Linked DNA regions of Homo sapiens: regions 1, 2 and 3 are each linked to region 4. The links are chromatin loops, found by intact Hi-C in ENCODE. Cell type or tissue: mammary epithelial cell. All regions are shown on one strand.

Region 1 (8,000 bases), 55 kb before region 4:
TATCAGCATAGGAAGAGTCTGAATCAGCTGTTTCATCATGTGTATTCAGTGAAAAGATAAAATTTTGGAACATAGATATCAAGAATGACTCAAGTACTTTCTGAATTGTGTAGGAATCATCATAAGAAGAACCCTTGTAATTTCACAGATGTTTAGTTAAGAGCTTTAGCTGCTTCTGTTTAAGCTTTAGGTATTTGCACTTCAAACACTCTTTCCAATTTATTTAAGTAACTGTTATATAGTAAATACTAATGGTGGTGGTAGTAGTAGTAGTAGCAGCAATTAAGCTCCACTAAATTAATTAATGGCTTCAGCTTGCAATTGCTTTGGGGAATAACGAATTTCAGAACTGAGATTTGAAAAAAATTAGACATATTTTGTTTGAAGAAATGAATAATACCTACCGTGGGGGATAATGACATGTGTGTTAAGCTTGCTTTTTCTACACCCTAAAGGTTGTCTTTTGAGAATAAATACCTCCTATGTGATTTTGTTTAGTCGGTTGGACATTTTCGTTTGGATTCCGGTGCTTATTGGCCTAGGGTGCGTGATAACTAGAATGACTTCCTACTCCTGAAAATTCTCCTTGACTGATAGGCAGCTAGGTAAATGTAATCTAGGTAAAATCAGAATATATCCTATCTAATATGAGAAGGAATAGGCATGCCAGATGAACCACACTGAGAATCCAGTTTCTGTAAGCACAGGAAGAGTTTGAATCAACCTGTTTCGTTGAAGTAGCTAAGTAAGTGGTAACTGTTATGAAAGGATGATTAATGCCTCCATAAAGGCAACAAAATATATTCAACTTTCCATTTCTTTCACAGTTCAGACAGAGGACGATCCATCTCTTGAACATGTACTATGTACCAGTGATATAGTTTGGCTCTGTGTCCCCACCCACATCTCATCTGGAATTGCAATCCCCATGTATTGAGAGAGGGACCCGTAATCCCCATGTGTCCAAGGAGGGAGGTGATTGAATCAATGCGGGTAGTTTCCTGCATGCTGTTCTCAGGATAGTGAGTGAGTTCTCATGAGATCTGATGGTTTTATAAGTGTTTGGAAGTTCCTCCTTCCCGCCTCTCTCTCCTGCCACCTTGTGAAAAAGGGGCTTGCTTCCCCTTCGCCTTCGGCCATGATAAGTTTCCTGAGACTTCCCCAGCCATATAGAACTGTGAGTCAATTAAAGTTCTTTCCTTTATAAATTACCCAGTCTCAGGGAAGTCCTTTATAATAGTGTGAAAACAAACTAATACAACCAGGTATGGTCCTATTCACCTTATCTGTATTATATTATTTAGTCCTCTCAGGGCCAATTTGAGGAAGATACTATTATTATCCCCATTAGAGAAAACTAAAGCATAAAGAGTTTAAATAACTTTTCCCAAGGATACATATTGTTAAATGGGCCACTTTATAGAATTTGGAAATAGGCAATAATACTAGAGTATAATGGACATCACAGAGAACAAATTATGATAGCTGTAATTGAAGTAGAGTATTTAACCCAACATAGAGGCCACAAATTATGGTGGAAAGGCAGTCTTGTGAGGAAAACTTGAGCTACGTGATCTTGAAAAAAAATTAATTTACTTTTCTGGGTGTTAATTTTTCCTATCTTATAGATTTTTGGGGAGAATACAGTGAAATAAACTAATGTTTTTTTTTTTTTTTTTCTGAAATGGCTGTCACAGCCCATAAATGTTCCTTGACTCTCAACTTCTAGCCTCTGGTTTTAGCAGTGTATGTGGACAGTGCCCTCTTCTGGTTTATAACAAGTTTGTCTATCTCTGTAATTTGGTACTGTAAAGAAAGATTTAATTCGTGTAATACAAGAATTTTATTTTTTCTCAGTTAGAGAAGGCTTGTATCTGTTAAGCCGATTGTATATTTTTGGGTTCTGAAAAGTAAATTACACATCGGCATCAGCATCATAATGTATAACTTCATATATCAAATTTCACACTTAATTCTGTGAAGTAGTTATTAGTCTCAAATACCCTCAGTGTATTTAAATTAAATGTCTTGTCTAAGATCACTTGTGACCACAGAAGAGAAGAGTTACAAATTTATCTTTTGAAATCAAGTCTCCTGTTCTTCAACAATTTGAAAATTCTGTTGTCTTTAAAGTTCAGAATTATCCCCTCCCCACTCCATGCTTTTTCTACAATATAAATGCTGCTTCAATTGCTCTTGTGGAACTACAAAAAATATATTTTTGTTGAATGACAAAGAAATAGCTAAAGCCTAGATTTCATTGTCAGTTGAACAGAGTTGAAAACTATTTCACTAAGCTTTTTATGGAGGATAAGCTAGATTCTCATTCAAGTCAATTTTGTTTTATATCCCAATAATAATTTCACCATACTTTCACTACTGAAGAATGAAATCCTTTAACTAATACAGTTTCCTCGGTACAAATTGGAGTTTTAGTTGCACGTGCTTACATCCTTGACATTCCTATTCCTACATATTTCTTCAACTGAGGAAAGCTTTGGAGGAGACATTACCAATTCTCCCTCCAGGAAAATGCTAGCCAGGGGGAAAAAAATGCACATTTGAAGCTAGTTTCTCTATCCTTTGCATAAACTAAAGCCTAACCTTTCCTGCTTGGAATTGCCTCCAATTGCAACCTGCAACTATTATAGAATCCAACTTACTTTGGAGTGTTGCTGTTAGTCTTCTTTTTTAAAGGTTTTTAGTAGTTGTTAGTTTTTCCACCGTTGGAAACTTTGTTCCAGTTGTTCAGGCCACAGGTGAAATGTTTGTCTTTGTTAATTAAAGAATGTTCAGCCCAGGGTGTGCCTCCACAAAGACTGGACTTTCCTTACTCGTGACGCTCCCTTGGACACAGTCCATCGCTCAGGATAGTTTCTGTGAGACTTGCTGCATTAATCCTACAGCAGGATATTTTACAGGTGGAATCGTATATAATTTTAAATGTTCCTTTCAAATTAAAGTGTATAACTGCAATTCCATCATGGATGGATGTGGCCAAGAAAACAGCAAAATTAATTCTAAGTCATGTCCATCTGCACAGCACTATTGCTTTAAAATAGTGGTTCTCAAATGTTCCTGCAATATGCGTCTGCTCCCAAACACTTGCAAACTAGGGTAGAAGAGTGAATGCGATCCAATGAATAAAAAATCTATCTCCAGAGAAATATTACATCCACTATCCTGTTAACCTTAAGAATCGCTGGTCAGGCCGGGCGCGGTGGCTCACGCCTGTAATCCCAGCACTTTGGGAGGCCGAGGCGTGCGGATCACGAGGTCAGGATATCGAGACCATCCTGGCTAACACGGTAAAACCCCGTCTCTATTAAAAATACAAAAAAAAAAAAAAAAATTAGCCAGGCATGGTGGCGGGCGCCTGTAGTCCCAGCTACTCAGGCGGCTGAGGCAGGAGAATGGCTTGAACCCAGGAGGCGGAGCTTGCAGGGAGCGGAGATCGCGCCACTGCACTCCAGCCTGGGCGACAGAGGAAGACTCCCTCTCAAAAAAAAAAAAAAAAAAAAAAAAAAAAAAGAATCGCTAGTCATTACTTTAATGAGTCATACAGGGAGGGAATAAATGCTAAAGCATGCATATATTTCCTTAATGTCAGGCTTTTCATGACCTTAGTGTTGTTTGAACATAATTTCTCTATGATTGGACCTCAAATACTATATTTGGCTTTTTCATTCTTGACAGTAGATTCTTCCTAAGCAAATAATTCACTACGATACTAAATATTTTAGATAGTATCTATGTCAAAAAAACAGATCTGGTGGCATTTCTTGTCTGGTGGCATTGGTAACTAAGATACAGAGGAATTTCTTGCCAGGTGATATAACACAGATGATCTGTAAACTCAAAATTGGCAGTTGGCGCTTCTTTTACAATACAGCTGCAAAAATGGAAATGCATTCAGAGGTCATTGTTTCTATCAAATTTCCAAATGGGTTTTAGGAATGTGAACCTCACCTATATATCTCTCTGCCTTCATTTTTCAGATTATGTTTCAGTGAAATCTCAGATGTGCCAGCAGGAAGTGGTGCCAGTGACTCAGAGGATACAAATCGCCTCTTCCCTGTGAGTCAGGACCGAGCCTACACCCTTACACAATATTGGGGACCGCGCGTGGGAGAGGTTGAGTGCCATCATAGGAATGGCAATAGCAGTAAATGTCGTGGGCCCTGGAGCACTAAGAAGTGGTTGCCCAACAGTCAGACAAAATGCCAGATGTAGAAAATGTACTTCCTATTGCATACGGTTTATTTTGACCTTGCTTCATTTTTATTTATATTTATTTTGTTTTTCGAGGCTCTTACTCATTTGCCCAGACTGGAGTGCAGTGGTGCAATCACTGCTCACTGCAGCCTCGAATCCCTGGGCTCAATGATCCTCCCATGTTGGCCTCCAAAAATGCTAGGATTACAGGCTTGAGCCATTGTGCCTGGATTTACCTTGCTTCCTAAGGATTGCACTGAGGGCTCATCCAGAAGGAGGCCAGTACAGAGGAGGCTAGGATTTGGTGACTGGATGACCAAGCCAAGTCAGCAAAATAATTGCAAATCTTAGGGTAAAATGACTATTCTGGAAAACAATCAAGAAAATAAAAATGATCCAAATTAAAATCAGATAGATTACAGAATAAAAGAAATGCATCTCATTTTCCCAGTTTAACCTTTTAGGCTATTTAGACCAGAAAAGCAAACTTGTGCAGAATCATAGCATTTGTCCAGCCCAAACACATAGCAAAATCCTCTTTGTTCACACTTTTGCTGTGGTCACATGCCAACCTACTCAGACTGTTCATTTTCTACCATCTTCCATGGCAGTCTGTGATTTTAGAATTTGTCTATAACGTAATAGGCTTGTTGGATCTTGTGTGCTTTTAAGGAGTGAATATGCCTTCACTGTTTTTGGATGTCTTTTTGTTTTAAATTTAATTCCACTATTTGATAAGCTCTTGCTTCACCTTGGTCAAAATAACTCTAAAACTCATTATCACATCAGATACTGAAAAGACTGTCAGCACCTTCTAGTAGCAACCTACTTTTCAGAGAGTATATATATGTGTGTGTGTGTGTGTGTGTGTATAGATATATATACGCACACGTATATACTTATATATATACATACATATATACTTATAAATATTACTTATATATAAATATATATGAACACATATATACATATATTACTTATATATAAATATATATATACACTCACATATATACACACATATATATAAATCTATAGAAAACTAACCTTGCCTTCTGCCAGTAATAATTCTATTCCTATATATTTTTAATGTTAGCTTTGTAACTGCACTTCATTAAGACCTAAGGTAAAAACGGTCTATAGCAATTTGAGATAAAACATATGAAACCCAAGGTTAATATAACAGGTTAAAAATAAGTAATTATTTTAATTTTGAGTTTTGAAAAATAGCCATAGAATCTTCCTTGACAAGTAGCAAAAATATTAATATGCCATGTGTTTCTAGTCATAAGCATTAAGTTATACTTTCCAATTTAGGTAGTCATTTCTAAATCATACTTCAAATGCTAATATATTTCGCTTACATATTATCATACAATGCTATACTTAAAGCTAGTCAAATAAAGAATCAGTGAGTCAAAATATAAGGGAATTATCTATTTTGCACTAAATATGAATTTAAAGATGTATATCTTGTTCATAACGGAAGTATTTCCAGAATGCAGGAGAATACATACCAACTCTTATGTAAAGAGTACAACCCAGCACTTTGGGAGGCTGAGGCTGGTGGATCATGAGGTCAAGAGATCGAGACCATCCTGGCCAACATGGTGAAACCAAAATACCAAAAAAAAAAAAAAAAAAAAAAAAATTAGCCAGATGTGGTGGTGGGCGCCTGTGGTCCCAACTACTCGGGAGGCTGAGGCAGGAGAATGGCGTGAACCCGGGAAGCAGAGGTTGCAGTGAGCCGAGATCACCCCACTGCACTCCAGCCTGGTGACAGAGCAAGACTCTGTTTCAAAAAAAAAAAAAAAAAAAAAAAAAGTACAATTTAAATTAATCTGAGTGTTTGGAACTCTGTGACTAAAATCTCTAAAGGTGGGACTTGCCTCCCCTAAAAGCCAAAGCTTCATTTATAGAGTATTGTTTCAAATTTTCTGTTGGAAACATATTTTTTTCTCAAGACAATCTTACATAAGAAGAGCTTTTTTATAACCTTTTCTACCTTGACTCCCTTCCATCGGGCTTCTCACTTCTATAAATCCAACTTAAATTATTCTTACATTATTATTCCAAAAGAAACATCTCCTGAAGGCGCAACAGTTTGGACTATAAGTGTCTGCAATTTGCCTTCTTTTCATTATGGCCACATTGTGGCAGGAAGCCTGGATATTTAATGGCATCTTGAGAAGCATATTGACTATATTGTATTCTCTGTAGATGCCTATGGCCAAACATGAATCTGCAAGGATAAAGTTTTAATCAGTGAGAGCACACAAAACAAGAGAAAGGGAATCCATTAAAGATGATTTCAAAAGACTCGAAATTAATTACTTTTTATTCAGAGAACCCACATAATACAACTCACACACTGCAGGCTGCTAAGGAATTCTACTTTCAGATAATATAGTTTATGAAAATATAGTTTGAGTTGACATTGGCGACCTTGACTTCAGTGAGAGCCACATATGCCTCCATAGCATGATAGCTGGTGGGATGGGCTTAGTTACAATCCAATCATCAAAAAGGAGGGCAGCTTACCCCATCCTTGCTTTTAGTAACTACATTTGTCAAATAATGTTTACTCAATAAATATCTATTGAGCGTTGTCTACATGCAAGATATTGAACAAAACACTGGAAAGAAAACTGGTACAAAAGACATTGTTCCTGCCCTAAATAGACTTAAAGAAGTTGGACACCTAAGGGTGGTAAGGAAAGGAGAGAATTTATAGATGATGCCAAGTTTCTAGTCAGAAAAAAAAAAAACAGAGAATGCTGCCATTAAAAAAGGAGGAGACATAGGCAGGACAGCAGGCTTGTGGTGGCATTTGGGCATGAAGGCATGAAGGGAGTGAACATATTTGAGTTTAATGTTTATCTATAGGTATTACCTATTTATATTTTTGAGGCTGTTGGGAATACAGTAAAGGAATAAGAATTTATTTGGAGATTAGGAGAAGTCTATTTGAAAGTCATATGAGGAGATACTGCCTTTAAAGGAATGGAAGACATTTATATGTTCCAAGGAAAACAGTATGAACTGGAAAATAACAGAACTTTGAGAAACAGGTGGTAGAGAGCAGACAGAAGTGGCAAAGAAAAGAGAAAAAGAAATTAGAGAAAAAAGAAAATTAAGTTTGCTGAGAGCTAAGAGAGTAGAGTTGTAAAAGGAAGTAAAGGGTGGTTATCAAAGGAATAATCAGAGACAGTATTCATGATTCCATCGTAAATAAGACTCATCATTATTAGATGTGAACGGTGCTAAAATCAGCAATAAATATTGCCAAGCTGATTTTTTAAACATGAGAATGGGCTTTATATTTGTATCCAGATTATCATTAAAATTAATTTTGTCTTGGTAACTCAAGCACTAATTTTCCAAACTGTGAAGTATGGGTGGCAATGTGTAACAGCAATTAAAAAAAAGTATATTTTATGTTATTGGTTCTAAACCAGGAGCAAAATTGCCAACCAAGGTTGGCAAAATTGTATCCCTCATTGGCAAAATTGCTCCTGGGGACCATTGCTACCATATGGTAATGTCTGGAGACTATGATGGTTGTCACGACTGGGGATGCTACTGACATCTAGTGGGTAGAGACCAGGGTTGCTGCTAAACACCCTGCAATGCATAGGACAGCCTCCCTGCAACAAAGAATTATTTAGTCCCTAATGTCAACTGAGACAAGGTTGAAAAACCCTGCATTAGACTCATGAGAAATGGAATCCAGTTCTAGCTCACATACTTATTTTGTTTCCCTGCAACTGAGCTGCCTTATCTCTGAA
Region 2 (8,000 bases), 350 kb before region 4:
TTGAGAGTGTTTCTGGAAAATGAGCTTTGTCTCTTCTGAGTTTTTGATCTATCTGGTCAATTGGCCAATAACATGGAGTGAATTTTTAAAAACACCCGCAGAACTGAACTGCTCTCAGCAGCAATAGAAATAAGAGGCACGATGATCTATACATTAAAAGTCCAAAAAACATCTCAACCTGTACATGTCCCAGTGGAATTCCTGATTTCCTTCCATTCCTAACCTGTTATTCCTTTGGGCTTCCTCATCTCAGCATATGGCACCCACTTCATTTGGCTTCTCTGGTAAATCCCTAACAATTCTTCTTTATCCTCTCCTTTCCTACAGCCTCCATTCAAGTAGGCTAAGAAGAGTCACTCATCTCCACCTTCAAAATGCATCACACATCTGGCTGCTTTCCAGCACTCAGCTCTCCATCCTGACCCATTAATTGATCTCTAAGATGGACTCTTGCAATAGCCTCCTAGCAGGTCTCTGTACTCCTTCTCTTGCCCCCTTACAATCCAATCCGCTAACACCTAGGTTGATCTTAACAGAGTTAATTCCTACTCCAACACCTGTAATATTCGTGTAGTATCTAAATCTCTACAGTGGTCTCCAACACTTTCCATGATCTGACACGTTCCAGAATCACTTGCATTATGTTCTCATTTCTATTCTTCATGACTCTGTGATCACACCAAGATCATTCACATCTCAGGGCCTTCATTCTTACTTCCCCTTGTTACATCTTTCACGGTGTGCTCCTTAAATAACTCAAAACATAATTTAGTTTTCTATTCAAATCTCATCTCCTCAGATAAATCTTTTATTACTAGCACTTCTGAAAATTGCACTCCTTCTCAGTCATTAGCTATATTTTTATATTGCTTTATTTTTCTTCTTAGTAGTTACTTGACATTTTATTATTTATGTTGGTTTATTGTCTGTCTATACCATGCGAACAGGTACTACAATTGTTTTGTTCCTTGAACACCTGCAACAATCCTAACAAATAAGCATTCAACCTTTCTTTTTTGTAATTAAATAATTGAGAAATTAATTTTTGAGAAAGTAAATATATAGGATAATAGAAAGTGCATTGGATTTGGGGATGTACATTTTAGGCTTATTTTTTTCACCCTTTAATTGTGTAGATTCGAAAAGAATAACGTTAACTTTCTGTTCCTTTCTTTCTTCTCTTTAAGGAAGGATAATCTTTAAGGCAGCCTGAAATTCTATGAGGTCTAAAACAAAGAGCCATCTCTGATATAGGATATTACTTTTCTTTCTTTACATTTTATATGCAAATTTATAAATCAATGAATTTTCATGTCTTTCTTGGATATAGTTAGATATCTGTCAGACTTCTTTCCTTTCCCTCTTCTGTCATTGAAGTTTTGTGGGCCATCTTTATGTGACAAGCACTGTGCCAGACACTTGTGAGGCAGATGATTCTGATATTTTTTCTGCTTGCAAGAAGCTCAAAATCTGAAAAGGAAGACAGAAGTATAAGCATATTCATTAGAATATAATTTGAAAAATACAAAACCAGAAATGTGTTCAATATACAAGGTGGAGTCACTTTGTCCAGGAGCTCCAAGTAGAATAATGAAGGGAGATTGTGTGATGCACCTTTTTTGAGTGTTGTACTGCTAGGAGGAAGAGAGGGAATGGTGGTGGATGTGGAGGGTGGAGTCCAGAAAGATAAATGCATAACAACCAGTCCACTGGACCACTGATCTGGAAATCCTTGGCAATAATTCTTATTATAGTTTATCATTGTAGTTCTGATAAAATGTTGGGTACAAGACACAGATGTAGTGAACTAAGGAGCGACTGGGAAGGGTGGAAGAGGATACTTTTGCATTAGCCTCTCTTCTGGAAAGTTTGAGAAAGAGAGGAGAGAACTGGATAAGGAAAAGGGGTCAAGGAAGAAACTTTAAAGATGGAACAATCATAGGCGGTGTTGGAACAATCATAGGTGGTGTTGGGGAACAATCATAGGTGGTGTTGGGGAATAAACCAATAGAGCCAGAGGAAGAGCTGGAATTAGTTACAGGGATGGAGCTGTGTGAGAGCTTTAGTTTCTTGGTAGGAGGTTGTAGGAGAATGCGATCTGCAGCGCCGAAAGGTGAGGAGAGCCCACTTTCTTCTGAGACAGAGTCGGCAAGGGAAAGAAAAGAATCAGACTCAGGGCATTTTTAGGACACAGTGAGGAGGTGAAATTCTCAATGGCCTGCTTTTTTTTAGTGAAGTAAATGTTAAGGGCATGTGCTGAGCTGAAGGGAGTGAAGGTTGGGTCAGAGGAGATTTGAGGCAGTGAAACATTGGAATAGCCTCTAAATGTGAATGCTACCCCTGAAATCCATTGGCTCACTAATGCCTGGCCAATGAAGAGATAGTGTTTCTTTTGACAATTATACTTTCAACTTAATGGGGTAGTTATTTTTGATGAGTCCTGTCGTTATTATGGGCTGTTAGTAAGCACTATATTGTGTGTGGGCTTACTCTTATTTCCAAGGCTAATTATTGTTAATACTGTTTTGCTGTTTTAATTTCCTAATAAGAAAGCACAATAAACATTAATGCTTAGAACAGAAGGCTCAGCATATAGTGGCCCAATCAAGAAGTCATGGAAGCACATTAGTCAGCTGAAGCATTTTAACTGTCAGCCAAGCAAATGCATATAATCATCTTAAAACATATGGGCACATGCATGCATTTGTTCAGTACACACTTGTTTATCATCTACTCAGTGCCAGGTCCTCAGAAGCCAATGAGGATTCAGCAATAGAAAACCCAGTCCTCATCTATGAGGAGTAAATAATTTTGTAGATGTAGATTTGGGATTTATCCAATACATCTACTGGATTTCCAATATTGGGATTAAATACTACAGGTGTTAATGTAACCTATGAGGAATATTTTAATTTAATTTAATTCAGATTTCTGTAATATCTCTGGTGGTGCTACTCACTTGCAAATCACTGAGACTATATTTTTATGTTACTAAACTGCATTTTGTGCCCCAGAAGCAAATAATAATGTGAAAAAAAATAGCCTCTGGTACACCACTTTGTTTTTTACCCTCTGCCCTCAGCCTTCAAATTACCATTTTATGCAGGAAACTGCCCTTTATTTTAGTCACCCCCTCCATAGATATCCTTGAGCTCTCTGCCAATAGTAAATAAATGATGGCTGCTTTCCAAGCTCCTGCCTTTAGCCTCTGGGGGGCATCGTTGCCCTTTCTTACCCATCCGTGTCTGTAAATAGGCTATTTAGGTGGAATAGAAGGTAATTCATATGCAGTAATAGAAGAAACCTTATAGGAAATTTCAACTTTGTTACAATCATCTTGATCTGAGATAATATATCTGCCCATTTCTTCTTTATTTTTACCATTGAAATAGTTATTTCATATCACACTATTTATCTTTCAGCCATTGAGGTTGGAGAGAAGTTGTATTGACAGTAATCTCCAAAGGACATTGCCAATTTCCTTCCTTCTTCCTTTCTCTCCTTCCCTTCTCACCACCTCTTTCTTTTTTCATTTCTTCCTTTCTTCATATATTCATTCATTTCAGAAGTATTTACTGAGCACATATTCTGTGGTAGGCTCTGTGTTAGATTTTACAGATATAAAGTGAACTAAGAAACTCTTTGCCCTCGGGAACCTTAAAGTCTAGACAGAGACAGATAATACATGCAATGATTGCACTACCTAGCACTTAAGGCTGTAATAGTGGTAGACACAGGACACTGTGGGAGAACATAAGAGAGGACTTATAGAAGAGTGTGAGAGTCAGGTAAGGCTGCCTTTAAATTGATTTGTTGAGAATGAGCAGGAGTTAGTCAGAGGAAGCTGGGTAGAGGGAAGGGAAAAATCTTGACTATCAATTTATAGTTTTTAGTTGAGATCCTTGATGTAGAGGAAATTAATCAGAGAATTACAATAAAATTATTGTAGCATCTTCTGGAAAGGCCCAAGAAAGAATCTATTTCTTTTCTGTACTTCTCCTTGAAACTCTGACTTCCTTTCCCATCTATCAATTCAGATTTGAGTTGGGAGATATTGGAGCACTATGCACCATATTTACTTCTCAGGTTACAAGGAATGAAAGGTATGAGATTTAATTCTGCCCACTCTGCTGTAGCTCATTGTTTCTAATACTGTAGGGTCTTTTTATATGGACGAATATAAGGACTGGATGGAAGTATGATCCATCACCCTCCCAACTGATGAGGAGGAGTGTGGATTCCTTCATTTCATTTAACTTTCCAATGTAGGCAGAACTTCGTTCTTACCTCCACGAAGTAGGCTCCCCAACTCAGCCTACACATTAGAACTTTTCAGGGATGTTTTGAAAAGCGTTGTTGCCACTGTTCTTCCCCAGGAAATCCTGACTTGGGAAATCTGAGATGGGACCTAAACATTTCTGCTTAAAAAAAAAAAATCCCGTAGTAATTTTGATATCAAGATGGTGTTGAGAATCAATGTCTTTTACCATACTACAGTAATATCTTGTGGTGGAAAGTTTTACCATTTGAGGTCACATGAATTTGACTCCTAATTGTAGTTTTGTCACATAGTCACTGTGTGACCTTGCCCAAGTTACCAAACCTCTCTGATCTTCAGATTTTTAATCTGTGACGGGGCAACAATAATATCTAGCTCACGGGCTTGGTGAACTCAGTAAAGGCTAGAACCCTCCTGTAGGAAACACTGGGGATTTATTGTGCATGAGGTTTGTAATAAAAGTGGAATTGTAGGAACCATCCTTTGTCAACTAGATTAGTGAAACAATTATTAATAAAACACCAATAAACATTTACATTTCTTTGCTTCTCCTGAAGATGAGGTGAATCTGAAAGTGATTGAAGTCAGAGGGGTATTCAACAGCCAGCACTGTATTGTTGGTCCATGAATTTTTTTGTTTGAAATAGAGACTTTTTGAGCATGTCTTTTATGCAAGGCCTATTTATCTTTTTCTCTTAAATATGTGTAAGCTTTATCCCTTCTGATACTGTCGTAGATTAGTTTCTCACCTGCTTTCACTATTCTATGAGACTCCTAACCGATCACTCTGGCTTTGATCTCATTCATCTCCAGTACATATAATCACACAGCTTCCCTATTTAAATTCCATCTCCTCCAGGATCACATCCAAGCTCCTTAGCATGGAAAGCAAAGCTCTTAAGAGCTACTTATTTCTTTATCTTATCTTATATCGTCTTCCTCTTGAGCAAGGATTCTAATGAAACTTTAATGGTTCTGAACAAAATCTCTTGTGTTGGTAAATTTTACACAGGACACTCCCTTGGTCTAGAAAACCTTTCTCCCCTTTGCTCCCCTTTTTGATGAGAGACAAAATTTTACCCTGCATTATTGAGTGCTTGGTTTGAGTGGATCACTTTGAGGACATTTGTATGTTTCTTAGATCCCCCTGTGTGGTATGTGTTGTTACTTTCATGTTACAGTAAGGGAAACTTACGGTATGGAACATCCTATAAAACGTTAGACTTTCTGGGCTTCAGTTTCCCTATCCTCTCTGAGACCTTTGTCCATTCTTTGTTATCACTGCTTTGTTGGTATGAAAAGAGTGGAGGGAAGGAAGGAAAGGAAGAAAAGAGCCAGGGAGGGAGAAAGTTAAGAAACGATCAATTTGAATATGAAAGCAGGAACTGGGATTTCATCTCTTTATTGTCTTTGAATCCGCCTCATGCAATGCAGTACTGGGTTTGTAGCAGTTACAGTATATAGCTCAAATAAATACATAACATAAATGTATGACTGCTTTGTTACTAGATGCTAAATGTTATGAAAATATTTATTCCTCCATATCAAGGACTATGATTGGCGTTTAAGTAATTTCAAATTCAGTTCAACTACGCTCTCTGACATCTGTGAAAAAAAAAGTACACTGAATTTTCATTTAGTCTGTACAACTGCTGTAACAATCCTACTTTTTGTCATTAGAACAATGTACCCCACCCAGTCCTCCCCAATAACCCTTATCATCCCCACTCACTTCTACCTACATCCTCAATGAGGGCAAACTAAGCATGCAAAAAACAAAAACACAATTTTGGATTAAAAAAAATCTGTTAGCAGGACTTGTCCAATGAGATAGTGTTTTTGTTTTTATGAAAGGAGTTGTCATTTACAGAAAACACACCCTGTTCCCAAAGCCTGTCCCCTGTTAAATGCTGTCATGTACTAAGAGTTAATTATGGGTCTTTCCAAACAAACCTGGGGACCTCTGCTTCTTTGAAGATGGTTTTGTGTTTAGAAATCCATAGAAATCTTACATGATATGGAACTATGTATTATAGATCATAAAACTCCATGATTTGCTAAACAAACATTTCTTGGTTAATAAAACTCAGCAAGTGTTTCAACAAAAAGGGTGTAGCTCTATATCACAGAGGGTTTGCAGTTCACACATCTCAGTTTTGCAGTGATAAAGCAGTCATTAAAACATGAAAGCTCCTTAAAAATTACAGCTGCCAGACCAGATTAGGTTTATCTGAAGACTAGATTAAATATGAGAGTATTTACCTTGCATTCTAGGGGAATCCTTGGGAACACAGCTATAAAAATAAAACAGAGAGAGGTCAGAGTAATAGGGGCACAGACTTTGAGTGTGGCAGTTCTTGAATGTTGCCTTGAACGTCTTGGGCAGAAAGCAGGGTGCCTTCTGAAAGATTTTTAAAAGACTTTTATAGTCAAATAGGTATTGGATTAGAATTCCAATCCTTTCATTTCTCAGGTAGATCTTTTATTAAAATGAGAAATCACATATGATCTCAAAATTTACTTCTTCTGGCCAGAATTTCTTACTAACAATTTCTGATCTTTCAAGAACCACTTTCTAATGAAGAGTAGTGACAAAGAAAAGTAGAAATTGAAATTTGAGGAAGAAAGTTACTTGTAATTATCTAAACACCTCAAGACCTAGTTGGGTCATGAGTGAAATAGATAGCTTCTCTGTACTTACTTTTATGCCAAACATTTATTTTATTTTCTATTCAATTTATATTTAATTTATATACATACATCTCTTGCTATTTCATTAAATATATATAATAAATACTTTATATATATATATATATAAAATATACTTAGTGTGCAAAGAGCTCTTCAAGGTCTAAGAAAAAACTTACTGTTCTTAGTTTTTCTAAGAACTCAATGTACAAATGGTCAAAAAGTTCCAAAGAGAATGTTTGAAAAAATATTCAACCTCAGTAACATTTGAATTTCATTTAAAATTGAGTAACAATTGAATTTCATTTAAAAGAACAGTCAGATACCAATTAGCAAAGATTATAAAAAGAATTATCACTTCATGTGGCTGACGGGAGAGTAAAACAGGCAGTCTCAGACACAGGTGACATGAGATAGATTAAACAGAGTAAATTAGAAGACACTTTTCAACAACACTTTGGCAGCTCTTATGCGGAGTTTCTAAGATATTATGTGCTTGGAAACAGTAATTCCACTTCTGATCATCTATTTTAAGGGAATGATTAAAAAAAATCTTTGGTGCACAAAGATGCTTATTGTAGCATAACTTAGTCTCAAACTTGAAACAACGTATTTAACAGTAGAGGAACAGCTGAGAAAATGTAGATGCATCATTTAAAATAATATTGACAAAGATTTTGTTGTTGCGGAAATGTTAACAATACAATATTATTTATTGCATATCAACTAAGTAAAAGGTACTCCTGCTGCTCCTCCTTCCAATATTACTAATAGAATCCAAAATGTATCCAGCACTTGCTATGTGTGAAGCACTCTTCTAAGCTGTTTCCCTCTATTAATTAATTTAATTCTTACACAATCTGGGGAGGGAGGTGCTACTATTATTCCCACTTCACAGATGAAGAGAGTAAGACACACAGACATTAAATGCATATATGTATATGTATCCATATATATGCATGTACATATACACACACCACATTTTGTCATTTTGTTCATTCATCAGCTAATAGACATTTGTGTTGTTTTCACT
Region 3 (8,000 bases), 550 kb before region 4:
TATCCTTCTTCATTCTTGGCTCTTAAAACCTGATTCTGGCTGGGTGTGATGGCTCATGCCTGTAATACCAGCACTTTGGGAGGCTAAGGTGGGCAAATCACCTGAGGTCAGGAGTTTGAGACCAGGTTGTCCAACATAATGAAACCCCATCTCTACTAAAAATACAAAAATTAGCCGGCTGTGCTCTTGTAGTGCCAGCTGCTTGGGAGGCTGAGGCAGGAGAGTCACTTGAACCTGGGAGGTGGAAGTTGCAGTGAGCCAAGATCATGCCATTACCCTCCAGCCTGGGCAACAAGAGTGAAACTTTGTCTCAAAACAAAACAAAACCACCCAAAAAAACTTGATTCTACTTAACTTCAGCATGACCCTTTCTGCCTCTAAGAAAGTCAACCAATACTGTTTTCTTCAAGCTGCACAAGGTCCCTATCCTCATCTTTACTCCTGAAACTCTATTGGCTTAAGATTTGGTCTTGCATTAGGAATTCAAGAATCTGGTATCTTAACCTAAGCCAATGTAATAATAATGTTCTCCCTACTGACATACAAGTGGCCAAGAAACATATGAAGAAGTGTTTCACATTACTAATCATTAGAGAAATGCAAATAAAACCACAATGAGATATCATCTCACATCAGTCAGAATGGCTATTATTACAAAGTAAAAAAGCAACAGACGCTGGTGGGGCTGTGGAGAAAAGGAAATGCTTATACACTGTCAATGGGAATGTAAATTAGTTCAGCTGCTGTGGAAAGTAGTTTGGAAATTTCTCAGAGAAACCTAAAGCAGAACTACCATTTGACCCAGCAATCACATCACTGGGTATATATCCAAAAGAAAACAAATTTTCCTACCAAAAAGGTACATTTACTTGCATGTTTATTGCAGCACTAAGACATAGATCAACCTAGGTGCCCATCGACCATGGATTGGATAAAGAAAATGTGGTACATATAAACCATGGAATGCTAGGCAGCCATAAAAAAGAATGAAACCATGTTCTTTGTAGCAACATGGATGCAGCTGGAGGCCATTATCCTAAGAGAATTAATGCAACAGAAAATCAAATACCACATGTTCTCACTTACAGGTGGGAACTAAACATTGATACTTACAGACACAAAGATGGCAAACAACAGAAACTAAGGACTACTAGAGGGGGGAGGTAGGAAGAGGGACAAGGGTTAAAAAGCTAACTATTGGATACTATGCTCAGTATCTGTGTGGTGGGATCATTTGTACTCCAAACCTCAGCATCATGCAATATACCCAGGTGAAAAACCTGCACATATATCCCCTGAACCTAAAATAAAAGTTGAAAAAAAAAACTTCCCTTGAATATGTTAGCTTATTTTTGCAATTCCTGATTTATTTCTGGTTTTTAAGGAATTACAGAATCTTAGAGTTGGAAGAACTTTCATGGATCATCTTTCTCCATGAAAGTCTTAAACCCCGAAGTTTAAGAGCCCCTTTTAGAATATTCATGCCAAAATAATTACTCAGGCTGCTCAAAACCTTTCATGAGCTCATTGCATTCCAGGCAACCCTTCCATTGTTGATTGGATCTCATGGTAATTTTTGAACATGGCCTTGACTAGCCCACAGTGTACCTTTGTGGGAATTGGAAACAGGTGCTCCCTGGGGGTATATGAAAATCCTGGCAAGTTATGACTTTCACTCATTGAATCTAGTTCTGTGAACTACAGAGGGAAGGATAAATTCCATTTTTTTTATGAAAGAGTCATTCAGTATTCAAAGAGAACTATCATATTGTTACCTAAGTCTTCTCTTCAGGGGAACCTTCATTCCTTGTAGAAAGGACATGATTTTGATACTCTACTGCTTTGTTCTAGATGGAGTCCAGTTTGTCATTGCTCCTCTGAATTGAGCAAAATATTCCAAATGTGTTCTGATTGCGAGGTAGAAGTTTCCTGTAACTACACTCACTGTATTTCTACGAGTGTAGGCCGAAAGAACATTCACTTTTTCTATTCTGCCAGCTGAATTGCCCAATTGTTTAAAGGGAAACTTGAAGTCATGTAAAGAACGTGGCTTAATGAACCTCATATACTGTACAATTTAATTTTTGATTGTAGGTTCAGGACTTTTTCCTGATCTCCATTTTTTTTAATACTCCCTTATTAGGTGTTTTAAGAAGGGATTATTACTCAACAGATGTTAGTATCCTTACTCTCAAATAGTAGACTACTTATTCTTTGTTTATATTTTTGTTGTTCATATAGATGTTTTTATGATAAGAGCACTAATATTTTTAACAAATCCTTCTAATTGGCCTCTGCAAATTCTAGACTAAAGTCTCAGTTCAATTTCATAATGGTAACAGGAGTACGAGGCACCCTTGTGTTGTTACTTCCTTTTTATCTGTACTTTGCTCAGGTAGCTGCACTAGTAAACTGAATAGAAACTCCAATTGCATTTGGCTGGTGCAGCTGTGGCATCACTGTGCTAGCTATCATGAAGCTTTCTGCATGTCTCAGGCATCTTGAGAACAGCTCTACCATATCTTTGGAAACTCCAAATGCATTAGAGTCTGGAATATCCTTTCCTCAGAGACAGGAAAAGGAGGCAAGGAAGTATTCTTTCCGCTAAAGTCAGAATAAATAATAATGACTGTCTAAGGTCAATGTGGAGGGGTATCTCACAGCAGCCACTCTTCTTTGCTTGGTGACTTCCTGTTTAGCTAGTAAATAGGAAAACCCAAAGACATTAGTGAAAGTATTTCATTTTACCCAGACTTTGCCTCATTGTGAGCTGGTGAGCAAGTACAGGGGTTCACATAAAATGTTTGGCTGCTTCCAGAGAAACCAAAACCTACTTCAGAAAAAGATCAGCAGTGAGACCAATGTGTGAAGAGAACTTTAGGAAAACATAAAGCAAAACAGATTAGTGGCTCTCAACACCAGGTCCAATGAAAGGCAAGTGTTCCTCCAATGTCTTTGTGCCTGATCTGATTGATAATATTTATTTATTTTTTGTTTATATGATAGGCCCAATCTTCCTAGTTGCCCAAGGAAAAACCAATGGCTAAGTATATAAGGCTAAATAAGAGTGGATTCCTCTTCTCCTCTAGGTCTTGTTCAGTTTGCTGTGTTCTCTACTGCCATCTGGTGGTCAAGAAGGATCAATCACTGCCCTTGCAATGAAGAACTCTATGAAAGCGAAGGCTTGGCCATTTTGTGTTCAGCTCCTTCCAGTAAATACTCCATGGCATGATTATTTATTTTTCCTTTTCTCTTATTCATAAATCAGAGTGGCTGTTTGAACTTAACCACCCTTATCAAAATCTTTAAAAATATTTAAAATATTTTGACCCAGTGCTTCCACTTTTATAATCTCAAAGAAACATAAGCAGACAGATTTATGTATGAGCATGTTTCTCAAAGTGTTATTTATAATAGCAAAATTGGAACTACCACAAATGTTCAAAAATAGGAATTGTTAAAATTGGAGTGTTCTGTACCACTATTCACTCACGCTTTAGAAGAACATTTAATGACATGGGAAAATGTTTATAATATATTATGAAGTGAACAAACACAGTTAAAAAGCAAGTAAAACTTCACAATCTCCATTTTGGCTTTCTGTGTATTTCCTCCTTTCAAAGGCATGAACATATAATACTTTGGGAACCAGAAAGAAATGCCACCATAAATATTTTATAAATATGGTTACCTGCATGGTAGAGTATCAGTATCAACTTTTTTTTTAAAGTAACACGTCTTTTAAGATATCTATCCTAGAACTTTATTAAAAACATACTTCTACAGAATATCAGTGCAAAGGATCGTGAACAATTGCTTTAGTGTTCTTGGGATCAGGAATAATCCAGGAAGCCAGAGCATGCAGCTGCCACTTCAGGTTTGCTAATGAGTCTTGTGGCTAAGATAAAAAGCATGTTATTTGTTGCATGACCCTAAAGAGTTATTAATTTGTTCTAAGGCTTATATTTTGCTCCCAAGAGTTGTTGGTGGGGATGTGGAAGATGATGCAATTCAAATCACTGTGCAGTATGTGCAGTAACCAGAGCTCTATTTTATAATTGGACACAGTCCATTTCTTAAAGCTTTTTCAAGACATAGCTTTGAGATTTTTCTTTGTACAATGAAAAGGTACACAGAGACTGCTTTGCTTGCTTCACTGGGTAATTAGCCCACAAAGAGAAGATTGAAGGTGCTCTCACGGGTTTCTTTAAATGGAGCTAAGAGCAGCTGCCCTTGGGTCCTAGGAGCAGCTGTGTGGCTAGCCAAACCCAGCTAGAAGGTGTTCCTCCTACAGAGCTTTCTGTTTCACATTTGTTCACTTAATACATTTGGACACAATTTCCATATACATGGTTAACATGTCACTTCTGTCTACCCTAAGGGCACCAGGTGGTAGCTCCAAGAAGAGGAAATCATTTTCGGAGTTCCCTGCTGGCTCAATCAACACTTTTCACTTCTCCTAATGAGATGGTTAACCTGTTTTTTTCATTTAGCCATTTGGTCAACAAAACTTTAATGGCTGTTATAGAGTAGTTTATAATTTCCACACTTACAGGCATTAACACCATTACTATTAGATTGGGAAACAGAGATTCGACTAATCCTCCAGCTTAAGCTGAAAACATATCTCCATAGAGATTTTTCACTGAATTAATTCTACTAAATTCTTGGGTCAAACACAGTTAATGTTTCTGCTTAGTCATTTTTAAAGAAAAGAAATGAAATCTGGCTGGTATACATTAACCCGTGTGTGCTTCTTAAATAAATTTACAAATATAAATGGACTCAAACATTAATCAGACTATTATCTTAACATATTAAAAAATAAATTTACATAGCACACTGTATTAAAGTGAGTATTACAAACTTTTAGTTCTAAAGTAGTTGTTTCTCTTTGGCATGTTTCATTGGGCATGTTCCAGGAATTCAGTAAGTCCTCAAAGGTTGTTTTTCTGTATTGGTGCTACTTTCTTTTATCTAAGTAAAACATATTCTCAAAATAACATGCACTGGGAAGTATGATTCGATGCACAAATACTGCTTTACACATAGCTTTTGGGGACTATAATACCAGTTCTGTGATTGTCATAAAGATCTTTAAGATGTGGTAGGTGGAGTTATCAGTGTCAGAGTTACAGAAAATCAGGGACAGAAGAATTTGCTTTTTGAATTTAGAACCTTGTTAAGCCTTATCTATTTTGACTTCAAATATGATTTCAACCTTTAAGAAATTGCTTCCATTGTCCTTTCTGCCTAATGCACTTGGCTACTTTCTGAGGCTTATCATTCATCAAAATTTTAAGAAAATAATTTCCTTTTTTATTTGAATCAAGAAGCCTATGCAGAAAAAAATACTTTTCGTAAGTGTCTTGAGCTTAAGTTATTAACCTAGAACTTTAGATATTAGTAGTACATAAATTGGAAATAACAAATTAGCTACATTTAAATGGATTTATTCCAAGGCTTTATAAATTGATGAATAAAGTGGGCAAAAGTATATAGACTCATAAGATATGTTAACATAATAATAGTTCCAATATATTGGATCCCACTACAGATTGTTTTCTGCATTGAACCAGCTATTTATATACATAAATATCATTTAAAGTATTCCCTTGCCCCAAACTCTCCTTATCTAGTTAACAGTGCTATCCAATAGAACTTTCTGTGATGACAGAAAAATTTTACTTCTAGCTACATATGGCCATTGAGGTCTTAAAATGTGACTACTGCAACTGAGAAACTGAATTTTTAGTTTTATTTAATTTTAATCAATTTCAACTTAAATAGCCACATGTAGCTAATGGCTACTATATCTGATAGCACAGCTTTAATGCATTAGCTGGCTTTATTATCTTCAGAGTACTAGGCACAAACTATGATTATCTTTTTAGTTTCCTTGTTTCCTAATTATCTGTCTTCTCCTTGCTAGGCTGTAAACTCCCAGAAGGACCTGGTCTGTCTTTTTCACAGCTATATTATTATAATCTAGGACAGAGCTTGGTGTGTAATAGATACTCATGTTATTTATTTAAAATGCACATGTGTGTTATTATTATGTCTATGTTACAGATGATGAGGAACAAAGAGGGAACAACTTTTAAAAGATGACAGGGATTCAAACACAGGACTGTTTGACTCAAGCTCCAAATCCTTCCATTCTACTAGTTGGCCATAACTACACCCACGACTGCACTTCAGACTCCTGATAACCAAGCCCCAAGAATGGAAACTGTTTTAGTGGGATTAATACCCAAAGCTGACTAGAAGTTCCCTGATCCACTTTTGTTGCTAGCATTCTGGGCAGGAATCTTTCAAGCCATTGAGTTAAGGCATTCTCCCAGAAGTTTGAATGTACACATATTACTGTCAAGGAATAATAGTTTAACATATAATTTCCCAGATTGTTCATAGTACTTAAGAATTCTAGTGCTCTTTCAGGCATGGTGGCACACGCCTGTAGTCCCAGCTACTTGAGAGGCTGAGGTGGGAGGATCACTTGAGCCCAGGAGTTCAAGGTTACAGTAAGCTATGATCGTGCCATTGCACTCTAGCCTGAGAGACAGAGACTCTGTATCAATTTAATAAGAAGAAAAGGAGTTTTAGTGCTCCTTAAGATATAGTGAATTGCTCTTTTAGGAAGAGAGAAGTTCCAAAAATGTTTTTTCTAAAATGTATTTACAATGTATATGTTAAAAACAAATTACATACATTTTCTTGGCTGTTCTTGTTATTTTTAGATTATCTGCTTAAAACAAAGTGTGCCAAAAGTTTTAGGAAGCTACATGTAGAAACCCCTGAGGTTTGATTTATGCACTGATGCAGAGTGAGGACTTAGAAATACCTCTTTAGGTTAATGTAGGCAATCCAATTAAGATTCCTTGTCTATGTTGTCTGGAGTGGTAAACTTGCAACAAATTTGTGATATTATCACAATGTAATGAGTTAAACACTCATATTATACAAATGTATTCCTTATGAGGTGTAAGCCTCATAGTTTATGTAAATAAATCAAATCTTTAGAAAGTGAACAATTGTAGCCTTTGCTGTCTTAAAAGGTGAGAATTGTGCTTTTCAATATGAAATAAACCTTATCAATGGCAAAATGTAGAACCACCTAAATATTGAGAAACTTTTGTTTTATGTTATCTTTGCTATAATATACCTGTGCAAAATAAGGTTTCCATAGAATGTTGTACTGGAAACAAAATACAGGATAGGCATAAGACTAGATCCGACAAATGCTCTGACATGACAACAGCACTTCTAATACCAAGCAGTGTATATATATATATATATGACATAAAATAGTATTTTCATTTAAAAAATAACAAAAATATAAAAGTATTGATGCTTTGACTTGACATATATTGTCTTTGACATTTCCTGGTGGGGGTCTGGGATGCTAAGGGCACTGAGGAAGGTTTGGCCTGGCTCAAGTCCTAATCCTTCTCATGAGGGGGCAAGAACCAGATCCGGGGTTGGAGTCATTGGATGCTTAAGTGGAATATCTTGCACATGGTCATCAGGAGGGCTTTTCAGTTTGGAGGTTGAATGTCAGCCAAAGTTCTTAGAGTACATAAAGAGTCAAGCAAGAGAAACCAAATTTGATAACATCAAAGGTCAGAGCAGTCTCAAAAATTGGAGAGAGCTGAAAGTGGCAATTTATCGTAATGAGAGCAAGCCTAGAAACAAAGTAGATTGAAGCTCGTAGGTAAATGCATGAGCTGGGGGTGTTTTATTTTAATTGAAATAAAGATGTAGCAGTTGGCAGTATTGAGATTCGAACCAATCTGATAATTCAAACCCTTCCTCCTCTTCTCATTATAGGATTCAAATTCTTCTTCCATTTCTCACTATAGAAACCTTGTTGAGACGCACTTTCCTTTTGCTGGTAATAGTAGTCTCCATCTCATAGGCAGACTGTGAAGATTAAATGATTAAAATGGCATAAATCATTTAGCCCAGCATCTGTTACAGGTTGGTGCTCCATAAATATT
Region 4 (8,000 bases):
TTTGAGACTTCTACCTTTATGGGTTTCTTTAACCAAGGAACAGAATATTCATGAGTGTTCCTTGAAAAAGGTGAAGATTTCTCTAACTTCGATGCCACCCATTTTTACACCAAATAGGTGTGTTCCTGGAACTGTCGTGGCACCTGTGGGTGTGTGATTTAGTGTGTTAATGAGCATATAATGAGGTCCTAGGTAACAGCAAGGTCAAATCCACCATGTTGTGTCCAGTTTTTCTTAGGCAGCTTGGTCCACACCCTGTTTTTCAGGGTCTTATCAGCCCCTAGCCTCTGCAGCTATTTCAACAGTTTCTTTTTGCTAGTTATGTAAAACTGCTGCCTGGAATTTTCTATTCTCTTGCGACCACTCTGTATTGTTCCTGTCTCTATAGCAGTAATACTGGGGGTAATGGAATGCTTTGATTACTTCTGGAATGAGAATTGAGGGATGCACAACTAAACCAGGCGCAATGAAGGTGAAGGAGAATGGTACTCCACAGCAAAATTGGTGTGGTTTTTGGAAGGGGCATGGATGCTGGGAAGGCACAAAAACAAACAAAAAACTTTTAATTTTTACAACATGCAAATACAAACCACTGGAAGATAAATCAATTCTAACCAGGTTTAAGGAGCAGCTGAAGGTATGTTCACCTATCGGAAGCTCTCTAGTTCCTCAAGCAAATGGACTTCAGTCTACCCAAAGCACCAGTATGCAGATGCACCTGTTTGCTTAGCCTACCTAGGCAGACCTAAGCCCTGACAGTAACATGTGTTAGACTCAAAAGGGGGACCCTAATACCTGTATATACCAAGTTTGACTCTCTTATTTCTTATAGATTCCTTTGTTTAATTGTTCCTTTTTTTAATCAAATGTTTCATCAATTCTTAAGCAATTTCTTACTGTAAGATCTGCAGTTTGGGCTAATATACTGCCTAATATAGACTGCTGAAGGAAGCAAAACCGTTTTTCTTCCATGCCATTTAAAGACTTTTGAATAAAAGTAACAGTTTGCTCAGAGGGTAAAACAGAGGGGAATAAGTCTCAAGGAAAAGAAGAAGAATTGGAGCTATTCCTATTAATACAGTAAGTTGATAATGTTAGGATGAAAACCATCTTTGAATGTTAGTTGATTTAAGAAGGAAAATATAGTCATAAAGGTTTCTAATCATTTATAACTTGAAAAAAAGTACAAATAATATGATGAGAACTTGAATCCACAGTAATATGGGGCTTTGGAATTTTGTCCTTGACACTTGTAAATTTAGGTGGAGAAATGAGGGTTATGATAACCCCCAGGTCCCAAGGTCCTGAGTGCCTAATATCAGAATATTTCAAAGGTTTAATAATTATCATGAAGGTTGAGACTGAGATACAAGGGTTGTGATAATTTCAAGGTACAGTCAGTTCTGTTTTAATGCTTGTCTTGAAAGCGTGAGTTTATTCCAACATAAAGAATAATCTGTACATAACAGGAACTTTGTGTTTGCTTAGGTATAATTTCACCTGAGAGAAATGCTAGATGAGGAGAAAACTGTTGAGCAGAGCAGCATAGGAGAGAGCATACATGTGTGCAATTCTCAAATATCTACCAGCGATCTTGGCTCATGTTTGAGTTATAAACCACACTCAACCACATCTGCTGTTATAACTTTCCACCCAATTTTAAAAACCCCTCTTCCATCACTTGATAATAATTCACAAGCTAAACCCTGCCAATACCCACTTCCACAAGCAAACTGCAGGTCTTTTTAAAGACAACGTACCATGTTTATTGTACTGTTTATGTATATTTTAACCACCTAAAATGTATAAAATTGTGTTACCATTTTTAGAGTTTTTTTGGTGTTTTTAATATGTTACTGAAGAAGTTTTTTGAATATTGTTTCTCAAACCCCCATTTTTGAATGAGTCCTGTAGGATATCCTGCTCAATTTTTTAGTGTAATGATTTTTAGGAATACATGTCACCTTGTAACAAAACTTACCGTGTTGAGTGTCATTAAGAGTTTCAATGGGAGTTTTAGATGATTTATAATTATAATAAGTAATATTTATTGAATGAGTGCTATGTTCTATGAATTTTACCTGTATTAGCTATCTGATTTAACTTAACCCTAAAATGATCCTGTGGGTGTGATTATTTTCCCCATTTTATAATGGAGGCAACTATGATTTAGAGGGATAAAATAATTTATTCTCAACCACAAAGCTAATAAACAGCTGGAGTTCAAAACCCAGCTCTCTGAGAATGCAGATCCCACTTCAAAAAACACTGGGCAAACTCAACCATGGCCAAACTGTGCTAAGTGCAGCAGGACTTGTATTCAGAGAGACCAGCAGCCATGTGCTCACCTGCCTGTCACTAATTAAGACCACAAAGCCTGGGAACTGGACAGCCTTGCAGCCAAATCCAGGTTCCACCACTTACTGGGTGCATATCATTGAACGAGTTGCTTAAACTTTCTGAATTTCAGTGTCCTAATGTGAAAAATGGAATTCAATTGTAATACAATAGCTAACATTCATTGAGCACTTATTATTAACCTCAAAACAATCTATGATATAAATATTGTCCCATTTCTACAAATGACAAAACTTGGGCTTAGAAAAGTAAAAAAAAAAAAAAAACTTGATTAAGGTAGCACAGCTAGTAGGAGTGAAGCTGGATTTCAACCTGTCTGTTAAACTCCAGACAATTGTCTTCTTAACCACTGTTGAACACAACCCCTAATAAAACCTTTCACCTGGATGTCTCTGAGGATTGAGGGAGATACTATCTGTAAATCATTTTGCACTGTGCCCAGTCTATGATGTGAATTTAATAAATGAAGTTCATTGTCATTATTACCATTGGAACTTAGCTAAGAACATAAGTAATTATAATACAAGGCAGAATGTAAGTGTTTGAAAAGTACAAAAAAAGAGAAAGATGTCAAGGAAATTCAAAAGAAGGAGAAATGACATTTGTAAATAACACCATTCTTTAAGGAGGGGGCAGCATTTGAAAAAAATAATGTGATCTTGGCAGAGGTGAGGGAGGGTAATACATGTAGCAGGAACAGTAGAGACGGTAAAACACAGAAATGGATTGTGTGGCCCATTTGCAGAGCATAGAGCAGTGGTTGGCCACAGCTGATGATATGCATAGGGCGAGGGGGGATGAGAAAGACAGACCACCTGAGCCTCCCTGGAGAGGGCTTCACAATGCAGGCTGAACAGTCCTTGCTAAACATGGTGCACAATGGGGAGTCAGTGTCAGTTCTCAAGCTGGGAGGCAACATAAGCAAGCTTGTGCACTGAAATGACAGATCTGGCAAGGATTATAGCAGAGAGTGACTGAAGGTGTGGGCAGGGCAGTGCCTGAGTCACCAGATGCCACCCCTGCCGGTTTCCAGGTGAGTGTGGGTTCTCCTAATAAGCACATTCTTGGGCGACTCTTTGATCTGAGACTCCTTTATAATTTATGAGGTTTGCAGTACAATGGGGCCCTCTACAGGCATCTTGATGATTAGACTCAGGAGAATTTAGATGAGGAAAGATTAAAATGAAACCAAAGAAGCAAGTTTGCAGACTTAAAGGCCCATAGGACCCTGTGCTGGCAGCCTAAGCAGCAGCAGCAGTTGGGTATTGAGGCATGCTCCTTCTAACCAAAGTTACAAAAGATATAGAGCGCTGGCACAAACAAAATAGGACCAGAGCTCTATATTTTTTATTTTTCAAAAGAGGCTAGATTTTTAAAAATAGTAAAAGAGCTTGGTTTTTAAATGTGGGCTTGATTTAAAACAAACACCACGAAAGCTAAAGGGAATATGTCTGTGGAATAGATCTGCTTATCGGCATCACATTTCCAATGTACAACTTCCAACCAGGAAGGGAATGTGGAGGTCATCTTCAGAGTCTAACTTCTCCACTTAACAGGCAAGGATATCATATCCAAAGAGTCCCAGTAAAGTTCAGATCACACAGCTGAACTAGAAGACCGGTCATTTTAGTGCCAAACTATTGCACAGATTTTTTAAAATGTTATTTTCCAATTTTTTTCCTAAGCTGGACCACCGCTACTTACTGCTTTTCTGCAAGGTGCATGGGGGGCTGGGGTAGGATTGAGGATAATGTGGAGAGAAGGGGGTTGATGAGATTTTACTGTAGACATGACAATCACTTGGATTCCTCACCCCTCATCTCAAAAACAACCTGAGTCAGGTATGTCTCAATAAAGCTAAAAAAATGTTGGGAAATAGCTTGTAGCCAAGATTAGAATATTTCCAGTATTCTCTAGGAATACTGGCTACAGGTTAGAGTAGAATATTCCCAATATTCCAAGAGAGTGCTCTAAGAGAATACTCCTCATTCCTTGAGTCATGAGGATAAGCCAGAATTCCTTTACAGTATACAGTCTCTCCCCAGACTGTGCACTCAACTGTCAGCAGGCACTTGACGTTGATCTGACCTCACCCTGAGGGTGTTATACATATCTTAATAATTTGCAGACGACAGCAGGGGAATTTTGTGGTTGATCCATGACAAATATTATCATTTTGTGGCCAGGTGTGGTGGCTCACGCCAGTAATCCAGCACTTTGGGAGGCTGAGACGGGCGGATCACAAGGTCAAGAGATTGAGACCATCCTGGCCAACATGGTGAAACCCCGTCTCTACTAAAAATACAAAAATTAGCTGGGCGTGGTGGCGGGCGCCTGTAGTCCCAGCTGCTTGGGAGGCTGAGGCAGAAGAATTGCTTGAACCTGGGAGGTCGAGGTTGCAGTGAGCTGAGATCACACCACTGCACTCCAGCCTGGCGACAGAGCGAGACTCCATCTCAAAAAAAAAATTATTATTTTCTATATTTTAAGAAAATAACTTTTTTCAATTGCATACTAATTACTTGGGCATACTTTTAAGTTCACTAAGAAATTATCCCTCAACAGTAATATTTTTCATAAAATATTGGGAAGCATTATTATATAGAGCTTAGATGTTAGATGAAGAACTCTGACATCAGATGCATCTGGTTCAGGCTGAGGCCCTGTGACCTTGAACAAGTGATTCCCTTCTCTAAGCCTCAATTACACACAAGCATGGATTAACTAAAATAATGCAATTGATGCTTTCAAACATTGCAAGTGCTCATAAATGGTTACTGTATTACATTATTGCTTTAACTTGATTTGTTAAGGAACTTAATATTGAATTAATTTTTAGTGTGATTTTAAAGATCTAGAGATGCCATTTTTTTCTTTTCAGAAAGATGTGAATCCTAATTAATACCATCTTAGGAGATCGAGACTATCCTGGCCAACGTGGTGAAACCCCGTCTCTACTAAAAATACAAAAATTAGCTGGGTGTGGTGGCACACACCTGTAGTCCCAGCTACTCAAGAGGCTGAGTCAGAAGAATCACTTGAACCAGGGAGGCGGGGGTTGCAGTGAGCTGAAATTGTGCTACTGCACTTCAGCCTGGTGACAGAGTGAGACTCCATCTCAAAAAAAAAAAAAACAAAAAAAAAGAAGAATACCCTCTTAAAGATCAGTAATACTGCTAGTTTGACAGCTGGTTGACTGTAGACTTAACCAAATTTTAATCTAGATGACGTATGCCCCAATAATATCTGAGACATAAAAAATGACAAAGAAAGGCCATGAGGTGGTTAGATAAGACCTGACTGAACAATTCAGTTCTTCTTGTTAACACATAATCACATTTCTAATCTTTATGAGATGTTTCTTTGGAAGCTGTGGGTATTGCCGACAATCTGGAACATCCATCATGTTTAGTTTTGGAAGAGAAGTAAAATATAATACTATTTTACTTGTATTCACATGGATATTCTCAAGGGGCCTAGACTTAAAATTCTTAGAAAATTAACTGCTTAAGCTCTTATACTCTGAGCTGGGCACTGATTGATTAAATAATTAATAAAAATTGAATACTTAATAAAAATGCAGAATTTAGAAAAGACATTTCTGAATGTGCTACTGAATAGGTCTGAGCCAAAGATTTGGACAAAAATGTGGGCTCACCCAGATTAGCAGTGCTAGACACTGGCAAATTAAGTTTCAACATTTATAGTTCATCTTGGCAGCTACTCATGTCCTGATGTCATGCAGCCATGATGTAAGCGAGAAAGAGTGATGTTTTGCAATAGACGGATTTTGGTAACCCTTCCCATGAGTGTAGGTAGTAGGATACCAATATTTATATCACTTCACAGAAAGCATGTTACATTTTGTAATGCAGAGACATTAAATGGCTTCCTCATGGTCCTCTGCATAGATGAATTGTCCTCATGTTTAACATCAAAAGCTTAAATTGCTGATGTTTGTTATTTTCTTATGACTTTTTTCTCAATTAGATATAATGAATGGAAATCTTGACATCACCAAAACGAACATGTTAAAATTAAAGGATTAGATTTGTATTGTGCCAGGAAAGACTAAAAGATGAACTATGTTATAATTTCATCCTTTTCAAACTTTATGAAAACACAACTATACAAAAAGCTACCTTGGGGAAAGAGAATATAATGACAAGCATTTTTAATTACTTTTTTTGCAAATTTACTGGCTCCAGGATGGCTGACATTATATTCTGTGCCCCATCCTCATTATACTCTGAAATGCTAAATAATAAAGCACTCATGAATACTGATGACTTAAGGATGTGTTCTCAAATAATTGGAGGATAGACGAAGGGAAGTGACAAAATGGGGAATGAAAGAAATTGATGAACCTCTTGGCTGGTGTAATGTAGTCAAAGATGCCAGAAACATGTTGGCATTTGTTTCCTAAATAATCCACCCTCAATTAATGACACAACTGATTGATAGCTGAAAGTGTAGTTCTGAAGCACAAACTTTACTGAAAGGCTCTTTTTAGGGTCTTCTTACATATAGAAAAAAATGAAACAATTTCCAAATATATTTATGCATTTTCCTCTTAAGTTCTGCTTAGGTACTTAAACATTGACAGATGTGGTTCTAGCTCCATAGGAATGTCAGAGATTCCTTCCTACAAAATTAATGGTAGGAACTACAAGGATCACAAGATTGTTTTATATGAAATATCATAAACAGATGGTTATCATAAGCCACACTCTGAGTTTCCATACAATCTCACAGGGTAGATTTTATGTTGTTAATAAGTACTATTCTATAGGTGAACAAAGTTGAATCTCATGAGTATTTGTTTTGGTTAACATTTTGGTTTTGCAACCTGAGGATTTTAATTCTTTTCCTGATGTTCTAATTTTAATTATATTGTGTTTATAATTTATAAGTATTTATAGACAACAAATATTTATAATCTTTAAGGTTATCACCCCTCCATACTCCAGCATTAATTTCTTTTTCCTTTTATCAGGAGGCAATTCTTAATTAATTAAAGGCAATCCTGTATTGTTTCTTCCCATACTCTCCCCAGCTCTTTTACATCTTTTTGAAATACTCAGGAAGAGAAACGCTTTCTAGGTGTGGTCTGTCACTGGAGTCACTGGGAGGAAACTTCAACTCTCCACTCCTTGGTATGATGTAAGCTTTGCATACTGTGTGAAAACATTCAGAAAGTGCTGACTGCAATCCGTTTGCATTAAATTCCTTCTGAAGGAAAAACAAAACAAGTTAAATACCTTCTACTCAAAGGAAAGCAGAATTTTAAGTTTGGTTTAGGAATGAATGAAAAGTTATAATTTAATGTAAATGAAAGGCTTGTTGCTGGACTGCCATTGCAAGAATAGTCAAGTTTGATCCTCTTTTCACCACTCATGATCAAAATTGTCTTGCTTATCTACATCACAAATGGAAAAAAAAAGAGTCCATTGTTTTAGATTGAATCTTAAAAAATGATAGCTATTATTACTCTTTAATATTTTATATTTCCTTCAAAAATAAATTATTATTTTACAAACTAAACCCTAAAACATACCTAAGATAATATCGAGTAGTGTGTTTCAGGGTTAGAGGTGGGGTTGAGGTCCATCTCAACATGCTGATGTTGAGGATCTCACCGG

The links. Peaks named below come from ENCODE experiments on the same cell type or tissue, not always from the same donor. Only the 100,000 strongest peaks of a DNase experiment are listed, where the experiment ranks them.
Region 1: it touches region 4 in a loop (6-fold over the local background); 15 of 110 quality-filtered maps call a loop at or near these places.
Region 2: a loop joins it to region 4, with 9 times the contacts of the local background. A loop is called at or near these places in 45 of 110 quality-filtered maps.
Region 3: a loop joins it to region 4, with 6 times the contacts of the local background. A loop is called at or near these places in 5 of 110 quality-filtered maps.

Annotation. Positions count from the first base shown.
Region 1 is chr4:74,370,838-74,378,837 of GRCh38, reverse strand. The region is part of intron 1 of EREG (epiregulin); the gene reads right to left. Among named protein-coding and RNA genes, the nearest start is that of EREG, 9.7 kb to the right of the region's middle. RefSeq lists an enhancer at 3,461-4,660. In mammary epithelial cell, CTCF peaks have their summits at 1,764 (motif pointing left) and 7,805 (motif pointing left); DNase peaks (open chromatin) are centred at 4,097 and 7,797; H3K27ac peaks cover 5,425 bases.
Region 2 is chr4:74,666,503-74,674,502 of GRCh38, reverse strand. No RefSeq gene overlaps it. Among named protein-coding and RNA genes, the nearest start is that of BTC, 120 kb to the left of the region's middle. In mammary epithelial cell, a CTCF peak has its summit at 3,209 (motif pointing right); a DNase peak (open chromatin) is centred at 3,222.
Region 3 is chr4:74,870,080-74,878,079 of GRCh38, reverse strand. LOC105377282 (a long non-coding RNA gene) reads left to right here. Exons shown (of 4, transcript XR_938886.2): 3 at 3,090-3,212; 4 at 6,073-6,330. Among named protein-coding and RNA genes, the nearest start is that of PARM1, 59 kb to the left of the region's middle. In mammary epithelial cell, a CTCF peak has its summit at 3,126 (motif pointing left); a DNase peak (open chromatin) is centred at 3,119.
Region 4 is chr4:74,316,128-74,324,127 of GRCh38, reverse strand. It overlaps EPGN (epithelial mitogen), which reads right to left. Exons shown (of 5, transcript NM_001270989.2): 5 at 7,339-8,000. All of the region lies in intron 2 of LOC105377276 (a long non-coding RNA gene), which reads left to right. Among named protein-coding and RNA genes, the nearest start is that of EPGN, 12 kb to the right of the region's middle. In mammary epithelial cell, a CTCF peak has its summit at 3,487 (motif pointing left); DNase peaks (open chromatin) are centred at 3,407 and 4,457; H3K27ac peaks cover 1,152 bases.